Regions from separate parts of the Homo sapiens genome. Here all the other regions are linked to region 2. A link is a contact called in ENCODE Hi-C or POLR2A ChIA-PET data. All regions are on one chromosome and are shown on one strand. The core of a region is the stretch at or near the end of the contact, and the rest is flanking DNA. Distances in the headings are between cores, read along the strand shown.

Evidence for each region. Hi-C counts contacts between places; a loop is a spot of excess contacts on that map. ChIA-PET counts read pairs that join two places held with the same protein, here RNA polymerase II (POLR2A). Pooled maps may share reads with other maps.
Region 1: a pooled map shows a loop between it and region 2 (3-fold over the local background). The contact joins the enhancer-like site here to the promoter of LINC00563 in region 2. A Hi-C loop is called at or near these places in 3 of 50 pooled maps. POLR2A ChIA-PET finds 5 or more read pairs at or near these places in 2 of 52 experiments (OCI-LY7 and activated B cell).
Region 3: a loop to region 2 is called in a pooled map, with 3 times the contacts of the local background. The contact joins the promoter of RUBCNL here to the promoter of LINC00563 in region 2. A Hi-C loop is called at or near these places in 5 of 50 pooled maps. POLR2A ChIA-PET finds 5 or more read pairs at or near these places in 4 of 52 experiments (A673, OCI-LY7, activated B cell and 1 more).

The regions. Positions count from the first base shown.
Region 1 is chr13:46,402,651-46,406,165 of GRCh38, reverse strand. No RefSeq gene overlaps it. Among named protein-coding and RNA genes, the nearest start is that of RUBCNL, 17 kb to the right of the region's middle. Within about 2 kb of position 1,319, at least 5 of the 41 ENCODE cell types and tissues checked have a DNase peak (open chromatin) inside an H3K27ac peak, as active enhancers do; they include OCI-LY7, where a contact is called at or near this core.
Region 2 is chr13:46,295,625-46,299,121 of GRCh38, reverse strand. It overlaps LINC00563 (long intergenic non-protein coding RNA 563), which reads left to right and starts at 1,278. Exons shown (of 1, transcript NR_047493.1): 1 at 1,278-2,677. All of the region lies in intron 2 of LOC105370194 (a long non-coding RNA gene), which reads left to right. RefSeq lists an enhancer at 1,491-2,690.
Region 3 is chr13:46,385,507-46,389,138 of GRCh38, reverse strand. It overlaps RUBCNL (rubicon like autophagy enhancer), which reads left to right and starts at 1,887. Exons shown (of 15, transcript NM_025113.5): 1 at 1,887-2,005. RefSeq lists enhancers at 1,111-1,220, 1,241-1,340, 1,371-1,650, 2,031-2,120.

The sequences.
Region 1 (3,515 bases), core at 70-2,569, 110 kb before region 2:
CCAGTGAAGCAAATCCTGTAATTTCTCATTGAGTTTCTCTCACTTTATCACTCTATGCTTATTGGGAAAGGGTCTGAAAAGTCAATCTGCATAATAAAACAGAGAAGCATGTTGGGAGAGTTTAGGTGGAATTTGAGACAGAGTGATGCTTGGGAGTAGATTCTGGGTGTAAATAAATTGGAGGGAGGCGCAAAGGTGTTGCAGGATAGATGAGCCCCCAAATTGGGGCTTAGCCCGAGAGGGTTCTTGGCTTTGCCTAGGAAGGAATTCAAGAGTGAGCCAGTGGTATTAGCAATTTTTTGTTGAATGGCACTGCTCCTTGATAAGCAGGGCTAACTTACAGTCAGGGCAACCAAAGTTGGCAGCTATGGACTGTTGGCAACTCTATTTATATCCACTTTCAATTATATGCAAATTAAGAGGTGGGCTAATGCAAATTTAGGGGCAGGTTATTCATAACTTTCTAGGAAAGGGGCAGTAACTTCTGGGTGGTTGTCATGGCATTTGTGAACTGTCATGGTGCTGGTAGGAGTGTCTTATGCTAATGAGCAGCTAGGGATCACTTTTCTGGCCATCTGCTGGTTCCTGCCAGTTTCTTTACTTTACCATGGGGACCAAGAAATAAGTCCTGCCAGTGGTCTCCTACTTCAACTAAATGTGGTGAAGTAGGGTAGAGAGTTATGATCACCTCTGATGATCCTTTAAAAATGCAAAGAAAGAGTTTTGGTTGCATTATAATTATTGCTGTTTTTTTTTTTTTTTTTTTTTTGAGACAGGACCTTGTTCTGTCACTGAAGCTGAAGTACAGTGACACAATCATGGCTCACTGCAGCATTAATATGGTTGGTTCTTGAAATGTGTTTAAGTAGATTCGATGCCATTTCAATTTCATAAGAAAGCATAAGATAGAGTCACAGGAATAGAAACTGATTAGGGAAAATTGTGCTGCTTTAAGAATTATGTCCATTGCCACTTCAACCAATCCACATAAGCAAAATAATCTAATCTCATGAATTTTTCAGATAAACATGATTACATTAAATTGCTTTCTTTCCAATAAAGGCTAATTAATACATGTTTTCAAGTAAATTTAGCAAAATTTTAATTACTTTATGAATTGTATAATTAAAAATCAGAAAATGTCATTCATCAGGCTATATCCTCATTTTTGGTTCTGAAAATATTACTACTATATATAAAGAAATATGAGCCTCTCTTGAACTTGACAATAAGCTGAATAAGCTCCCTTCCTTCCTTCCTCCCTCCCCCCTCTTCCTTTCTCACTTCCTCTTTCACTCCTTCCCTCCCTTTCCTCCCTCCCTTCCTCCCTTCCTGCCTTGCTTCTTTCCTTTTCCTTCTTTTTTGATGTTACTGTTAATCCAGTAACTACTATAGTGGCCTTAGAGACTGTGAGACGCATGACTCTGCTGCTGGAGTGTGAACCAAAGAAGCAATGATGGGAATCTTCCATCATCAGAACAGCAATAGTGGATATAAATATGGATCTGGGTTGATAGAGGAGAAGCAAAATGTTTAATTTATACAACATGATCCCATTCCTCTTGGACGTGAACTGAAGAAATAGTTGTGGTGAGCTAGGAAAAGTACGCCAAGGACTTCTGAAGAAGAATCTCTGATTACATCCTAAGGAGAGTTAGCCGCACTTCAGAGCTGGAGAGAAGCACACAGCACCCTCCCTTTGATTGCAGTCACTCCCTGGTCACTGTCCTAACAAATTAAGCTAATGGTGGGGGTAGGGATGCTGAAGGAAATGCCACATCATGTTCCAGATGCCCTTTCTGCCCTGGGGTGGTGATGGTGGCTACAAGGGGGAGGGAATGAGGTTAGCAATGAGAGAGGTAACTGAGGTTGAACTTTTTTTTTAGAAGAAAAAGTTATTTACTCTAGTTTTTTTGTAGTAAGATCTCTGTATTCTGATAAAACTCCATTCAATTTCACAAATGTTTGTGGAGCTCTCATTATGTGGTAGGCTCTGTGTCAGTTGCTGTCGAAAATATAGACACAAACACTAGCTACTGTGTGTTGAGTAACTTCCTGTAAGAAGTGGCACTTGGAGAGTGAGAGACACTTGGGAGGAGGCTCTGGGTGTAAATGAAGCTGAGGGGAGGGGAAATGGAATGCAATAAAGTAAGACTGAGAGTCATGAGTGCGATTGCCTTTGATGGTCCTCAAGTAGTGCAAAGAGGCTGGGCACGGTGGCTCACGCCTGTAACCCAGCACTTTGGGAGGCCTAGGCAGGCAGATCACCTGCGGTCAGGAGTTCAAGACCAGCCTGGCCAACATGATGAAACCCCATCTCTACGAAAAATACAAAAATTAGCTGGGTGTGGTGGCAGGCACCAGCTACTTGGGAGGCTGAGGCGGCAGAATTGCTTGAACTCAGGGGCAGAGGTTGCAGTGAGCTGAGATTGCGCCGCTGCACTCCAGCCTGGGCAACAGAGTGAGACTCTGTTTCAAAAAAAAAGAAAAAAGAAAAGAAAAAAGTGCAAAGAAAGAGTTTTGGTTGCATTGGTTGCATGATAATCATTGTTGGTTGTTGAAGTATGTTTAAGTAAATTACTTTACCTCCTTAATTCCCCCACCAAGTCTTATCATAGGAAGGTAATTCTATTGACAGAAGAGAGAAGGAAAGCTCATCTGACTTTAATACATTACTCAAAGTGGAGCCAAGATTTGATATAAGATTTTCAGATTTCAGATTGAATGCATCTGCTTCAATCACTAAAGGACAGAAAAAGACCTTAACACAACTAACAGGAATATAACCTGGAGAAGTATGAGTGCTGAGAACGCAGGTGTGGGGCACAGGAAAAGGAATATTTTGAGTCTCCTTCCTGGAAAGAAAGTGCTTAGGGGAAGTTTCTAATTTCCAGAGGCTTAGAAGAGCACAGATAAGGGAATGGTGACTCTGCCAGGAGAAACTGACTATTGCCTGACCACTGCTCAAACTAGGGTGAGCTCAGCAAAGACGCAGGGCCCACAGAGAGCCCTTGGTGAGGCACCACTCTCAGGACTTGCAAATTTAAAGGGCGATTCAGGTGATGGACAGGAGGAAAAAGAGAAAACAGAAACTGAAGAAGATGGAGAGGTTCTTGAAGAGGAATGCTTCAAGTTACAGTGGCTTGACTTCTTGATTCTGTCTTAATTCCAAACAAGGTTATCATGAGGATATCTCAGGGTTTTTGTTTAACTATTAAACAATTGATTTTATTTTGATCTCACCAGTTTTCTTGTTGATGTTATTTTTAACTAAAAATGTTATTATAGTAAAATGTACATAACATAAAATTTATCATTTTAAACCATAAAGATACACCCAGTCTTAATTGTGGAATGAGTGTCATTGCAATGGCAGGAAGGATGGGAGAATCCCAAAGCTCCGTGAGCTCCTGCCATACCTCTTCACACCTCCCATTCATGCTGTCACCATCAAAACCGGCCTTGGAGACTCTTGGAACTAATCTTATCCTGCCGCTTACACAGTGGTGTGCTGA
Region 2 (3,497 bases), core at 29-2,528:
TTGGAGAGACATGTAAGAGGTGGAGGTAGAACTGACAGGACTTTGTAAGTTATTGGAAGTGGAGTGTGGCTATGAAAACATAAAACACTTGAACCATTCAACTTAATCCATATCCTGTATGTGTGTGTGTGTGTGTGTTGGAGGAGGTGGGTATGCTCTCAGCAATAAGAAATCTATTTGCCTGGGGGTAAACAATGCTACTGTCATTGACTTCATAATAGCTGTAGTTTCTGCTTTGCTTTTTGAGATAAAGCAGTCCTGACTGGGCCATGAGGCTATTGAGGTAAAAACTTTGTTGTACTTACTAATAGAAAGAAGAATGCACTACTAATTAGAGAAATGCGAATCAAAACAACAATGAGATGTCATCTCACACTGGTCAGATTGGCTATTATCAATAAGTCAAAAAATAACAGATGCTGGTGAGGTTGCAGAGAAAAGGGAATTCTTATATACTCTTGGTGGGAGTGTTAATTAGTTCAACCATTGTGGAAACCAGTGTGGTGATTGCTCAAAGAGCTAAAAACAGAGCTACAATTTGACCCAGCAATTCCATTACTGGGTATATACCCAAAGGAATACAAATTGTTCTACCAGCATTTGTTCGGTTAGGTTGCAGTAACAAACAATTCCAAAATCTCAGGGACAATGACAAAGGATTATTTTTTGCTTACAATATATGTCAGCTAGGGTTGACTATAGCTCTGCTCTACATGTCTTCTTCATTCTGGTTTACAGGCTGAAAGATTCACCCCTACCTAGGACACCCCCTTCCTTCCCCTCCCTGCCCCCACATTTTTTAAGAGAAGAAAAAAAGCCATGGCTGAACTATGCAATGATTTTTGTTGTTGTTGTTGTTGTTGAGATGGAGTCTTGCTCTGTCGCCCAGGCTGGAGTGCAGTAGCGCACTCTTGGATCACTGCAACCCCCACCCCCTGGGTTCAAGCAATTCTTCTGCCTCAGTCTCCCTAGTAGCTGGGACTACAGGCGTGCGCTACCACACCCAGTTAATTTTTGTATTTTTAGTAGAGAGAGGGTTTCACCGTGTTGGCCAGGCTGGTCTTGAACTCCTGACCTCAAGTGATCTGCCCGCCTTGGCCTCCCAAAGTGCTGGGATTACAGGCGTGAATGACTTCCAAAACTTCTGCTGAGACATGGTATAAGCCATCTGCTCACATTCCATTAACCAAGGCAAGTCCCTGGACCCAAGTCTGATGTCAATAGTGGGAAGAAATGTATTCCACAGGAAGGCCCATGGCAGTAGACCTGGATGTATAATTTTCTTGCAGGGAGAGTGTAAATAATCTGGAAGAAATACTGCAGTCTATCACAGATCCCAAAGATAGTTTCATCATTTGTATTTTTACAAATACTTACTGGATACTATTCCTTTCTGTGAGGCAAGAACAACCAGCTGTCATTCTCTAAAAATTTTCAGATATTAAGCACATATTCACCTCTGAACTTTAATGTTTTTTCTACATCAGCATTATTCAGAATCTCATCCAGGAACTATTTGCTAACAATCTGCAATGAGATAAGAAGATTATGCCAGGAAGTAAATCAACACACTGCTTCCTTCACCACGAAAGCCTTGCTACAAAAAATCAAATGGCAGCAGTACTGAACAGTGCACTTACTGATGTAGTTGGTTAACATTTTGGCTTAAGCTCCTTATCTTGTCATGGACAGGTACCGAATACTCTGGACTGACAGAGGTCGACAAACTATGCTCTGAGTGGCACTGTTCTGCAGCAAAGTGGTTTTACCCATAAGACCATTCAATTATAGAATTTTAGAACTGAAAGATGTCTTAGACACCATCTAGTCCAAGTTCCTGGTTTCACAGCCGAGGATCCTTAGAACCTGAAAGTTTTAGCAAACTTCCCAAAGCCACTTAGTGGTTGTGATGCAATATGAAGTAAAGGCCAACTGTCCTGACTCTTTCCAATCACCACCATGCCCTGAAATTCCTGAAGGAAGCAGAATTTCCTCTGAGGTTTCTGCTGAGTCATATGCAGGCTCCATCTGATGTAGAGATTCAGTAGAAGGGGCCAGGTTGCCTCCTGATGGGGGCAGCGTGTGGAGGATGAGCCTGGGCTTACTTGGCAGACAGATCTGGTCATGTTCCAGCTCTATCTCCTACTTGCAGAATGTCTTCGGGAAAATTACCTACATTCTCAAAGCCTCAGATTCTTGCTTTGTCAACATTCCTTGAAGATTGCTAAACTGAAGACTCTGGTGTTCCCTTTTGTGATAGGGAGAATAATAGCCCCCCAAAGATATCTACATCCTAATCCTTGGAACCTGTGACTATGTTATGTCACATGGCAATGGGAGACTTGAGGTTCCAGACTGAATTAAGGTTGATAATCAGCTGACCTTGAGATGGTGAGACTATCTGGGATCATCTGGGTGGGTCCAATGTCATCACAATGTTCCTTATAAGAGAGAGGCAGGAGAGAAAGAATCAGAAAGGCGGCAGCATGAGGAAGGCTCAGCCTGACATTGCTGGCTTAGAAGATGGAGGAGTGAGGCCATGAGCGAAGGAATGCAGGAAGCCTCTAGAAGCTGGAACACACCCCTGCTGACACCTGGACTTGTACCTAGTGAAACCCATTTCAGACTTCAGACCTCCAAAACTGTGCAGTAATAAAGCTGTTTTGTTTTAAGCCACTGATTTGTGGTAATTTGTTAGAGCAGCAATAGGAAAGGAATTCACCATTCATCTGAACATTGCTATTGCCTCCCTAGAGCAACTGTTACATCATCTTTTGGAAGATACAGCTTTTTTGAAGACACGTTTTATAGTGGTATTATTTGGCAGAATCTGCTCTAACACAAGCTAGCCAAGGCAGGAAGTCTGCTTCTTTAGAGGGCATAGTTTCTCTCTTGCTGTTTCTCAATCCTTTTTAGCTGTTTTAGTCATAGCTGGTCAAAAACAATGGTTTGCATTTAGGGGTCATTGCACTTGGGAATTTAAATGTACTCTAAAATAGCTGATAATCGGATTTTTTCCTCTTGCTTGATCATCAGTTTTAGTTAGAGCTGCAGTCTTTCTAACAGTGCTGCCCTTTTGCACTGTGTCAGACACTATTTGCCAGGGAAGAATTGAGGTTACATGGTGCCTGGCAGTGGTGGCAGACAGTTTGTGGTCTCCACACCTTGCAACACTGATCATCCTGTTTGATGCAACTCTTTGACGCAGTGTGAAAGGCGTTGCAGCAGGAGGAGGCGTCTCTGTTTGACCTATTTCCTTATATTTGAGCACAGATGTTGGGATTTGAATGCTTGATAATCAGATATACACTAAGTTGCATAAAATTCTCAGCATGCACTGACACAATAACACCGGTGATGAATTTGTTAGAAGAAGAGAAAAAGCACAGAGTGAGGCTCAAAGCAGCTTTGACACATACATACCCACATGCTTCCCATCACGTGTTCTGGACTCAGCTTCTCTTGATAACACAGGTGCTAGCGCTGAAGCTCTGGCT
Region 3 (3,632 bases), core at 638-3,137, 89 kb before region 2:
AAGAAAAAGTACCTGGCACATAGCCGATACTCAAAAAATGTTAGCACACACCCACACCTTTTTCTTTCTGATTCATTTAAGGTAAGCCCTTCCCAATCGGCCTTCAGCTGACCTGAATTCCTGGGATACTGTATTTGGAATTTTAAATATTCCAAATATCCAGAGTTCTTGCAGGTCAAAGCTGGTCTATGCTCCAAACAGGCTGCCCCCAAGGGAAGCAGGGTAATTGGCAGCTAGTATTCATCTGACTTTTGTCATATTGATTCAATATTTTATCTGAAGATGGCAGCAACTAGTACATGGTGCCACCGTTTAGCCACTCCATGCCAGAGGTACCAGGCAAGTAAAAGCCAAATTACCAGTGCCTCTGCTCCATCCTGGAAATGACAAAGGACAAAGCCAAGGAACCCAGGAAAGTGCAACGGGATTTGGTTTTATGCAGCAGGGAATCTTCTAAGAAAGCCAGGACCGGTTCACCTACGTGTCATTACCAGTGCAGGCAGCTCAGAGGTCCTTCCCCGGGAGAAGTCAGGGCACCGCGAGAGAGAGCTTAGCTTCCTTCCTTCCTCCATCCCTCCCTCCCTTCCTTCTGGGACTTAGGTTCCTTCCTTCCTTCCTTCCTTTCTACTTTTCTTTCCTTCCTTCCTTCCTTGGCTTTGGTTCCTTCCTTCCTTCTACCTTCCTTCCTTCCTTCTTTCCTTCCTTCCTGGGCTTAGGTTCCTTCCTTCCTTGGCTTAGATTCCTTCCTTCCTTCGCCCTTCCTTCCTTCCTTTCTTTGCTTTCCTTCCTTCCTTCCTTCCTTGGCTTAGGTTCCTTCCTTCCTTCCTTCCTTCTTCCCTCCCTCCCTCCCTTGGGTTCCTTCCTGCCTGCCTGCCTGCCTTCCTCCCTCCCTCCCTCCTTCCCTTCTTCTCCTTTCTGTTTTTTTTTTTTTTTTTTTTTGACAGTCTTGCTCTGTCGCCCAGGCTGGAGTGCAATGGCGCGATCTCGGCTTACTGCAACCTCCGCCTCCCGGGTTGCTCCTGCTTCAGCCTCCCTAGTAGCCGGCATAACAGGCACCCGCCACCACGCTCGGCTAATTTTTATATTTTTAGTAGAGACAGGCTTTCACCATGTTGGCCAGGCTGGTCTCGAACTCCTAACCTCAAGTGATCCATCCGACTTGGCCTCCCAAAGTAGGTGCTGGGATCACAGGCTTGAACCACCGCACCCGGCCAGAGCTTAGGTTTCTATTCGTGACAACTTTCTGTATTGGTTGGCAGGTTCTCCTAGCACCACCATGATCTCAGGACTAACCACTGCACACCCGTGATGGGATTCCAAACCTTCGCTGCAAGAGGACAAGGTGACGAGTTGCTGACAGTGAAGGCTAAACTAACGCGGACAGTGAAGTGCTACATGAGTCGGACTCAGACTCCAGGTGAAGCAGCCAGCAGAGGTCAGAGAGAGACAGCTCACGTTCCGGGTAAGTTGCAGGTCGATTTCAGGGCCGACTCATCCAGATTACTCATTCTTCATTTCAGGCAATTGTATGACTGCTAAATACTGCTGCTGGGGGCATCTGGGGTTGGGAAGTCATTTCTGCCAGGTCTTTGACCCCTGAAAGCGTCGTTGCGTCTCGCGCCGCGGGTAGGCAGGGCGGGATTTCTAGGAGGACCGGCAGAGGCGCGCATAGGTGCGTGGTGCTGGGCCCGGGCGCCGCGGCACCGGTGTAGGAGCGCGCATCTCCAGAGTTTCTTCCATCTGGGCGACGTCTCGGTGCCTGCGGCGGGAACGGCGCTTTGCTTCCCTGAGGAGCTTCTAGAGAGCTACGGTGGCCCCCGTGTGGGAGGCGGGGGGCGTGGCGGCGTCGGGGCGTCGCTGTCCCCTCCTCGGTAGCTCTCCTCCCTCCCCTTTCTGCTGTTACCGGGAGCGCGGTGGCCACGGAACGCTGCCCGGAGCCGCGCGAGGGAGGACCCGACGCGCGGCGTTTACCCAGCGCAGCGTTCCACCGCTCGGGTTTGGCTGGGTGAGGCTGGCGGGGCCGGGGGCGAGATGGGAGCGGCGCGGGGTGGAGAGGGTGGTTGGAGAAAGGGAAGGGAGGGCCGCGGGAGAGGTTGGATGGTGGAAGTGGCGCCAGAGAGGTTTGTGCCCAGCAGAGACACCCAGGTATCTTAGGGTCGCTCAGAGCAGTGTCGGGGACCCCTTGGAGACAGTAGGAAGGGGCTCCTCGCGGGGTGGCGGATTTCTATCCGGTTGACTTTGTAGAGTGAGGTTGACCCTGTGTTCGGCTTGGGCCGGGAAGGGCGCAGAAGCGGGACCTCAGGACACTTTTACGCAGGGCGATTCTCAGAGACTACAAAGCCTGCGCCCTGCGTCCTCCCAGGCGCAGTGTTCTGGGATCAGTGTCTTTTCTCTGTTTTCGTCCTCAACACAGCCAAAGTCGTGGATATGTGGTGACAGAAAAACATTTGGCTACATAACTGAGCTAGGCTGGAGTGTGAAATCGCGGCGTGTTATTTGGTCCGGGCGCCCTACATAGCAACCCCCACTCTTCTCGCCCCCAACCCCCCGCCACGCCGGACACGGTCAGGCGGGCGTTCCCCCAACCCGCCCCTTGTGAAGTCCACCTGCTGAGACTGATACAGATCCCCTGCGAACTTGATGCTGTCCGCTTGGAAAACGTGGAGAACTTTCAGAGGAGGGGTTATTTCGCCTTGAGTGAAAATTAAGACTCAAAGGAAAAGGTATACTCAAGAGCTGCCCTTACTGGGTTATTTCTGTGGAATTTGGAAGGATCTTTGAATTGAAGATGTGGTGGGAGCGCGCAGAGAACAGAGAATCCGTAAGCTTGAGTTTCTTAGACCCAGTTTCTTAAAGCCAAAGTAGCGGGGAGATCTTGGCAAGTCAAGAAACCTTCTTGAACTTCAGTTCCCTTGCCTCAGGGGGAGAATACTCCAGCCATACCCCACTGTGTGGTTTAGAAGGTTAATGGCCTGGAGGGAGGGAAGTGTTTTGAAGCCTATAAAGTATCCTGTGAAGGTATCACCACATTGCTGCCCACTGAAACACTGCCGGCCGCCGACAGAACTTTGTTTGGAGCCGAGTTAAGACAGCATCTTTATGGCAGTGCTGGGGTTTTCGTGATTACCGGTCCAGAGTGTCAGGACACCTCTGTTTCTCAAACCCCAGTTTCTGCACTGCCACATGAAACTGCTCATTACTGAGTGACAGCAGAGGACAGGAACTTTGCCTTCTTCATTAACTTCTTTAGGGCCTTTACAAAGTGGGAGATGGTAGGAACTTTGATGAAAATTGAGGGTCATAGCCTTGGAGCGGGGTGAGGGGTTAGATTTGACTGGACATAGTCTTCATGCAACCGTTTAACAACAAAAACATTGTTGGCTGAGTTCTTGTTTTTTGATACAAGGAACATTCTGTCGGAGCCAAGGTTAAACATCCAAGAGTAAACGTTTGTTGGTTTTTTTTTTTTTTTGCATGATCTTTAGAGGATAAGTAAAAAACTAAAGAAAGGCTGCATTGCTTGCTGACACATTTTTTCCCCACCCATCTGAAGGCACACAAATAATAGCACTGGCAAATTTGAATAGTTTCCCTTGTTACCAAATCTACGTTCTTATTTCTAATATGGAACG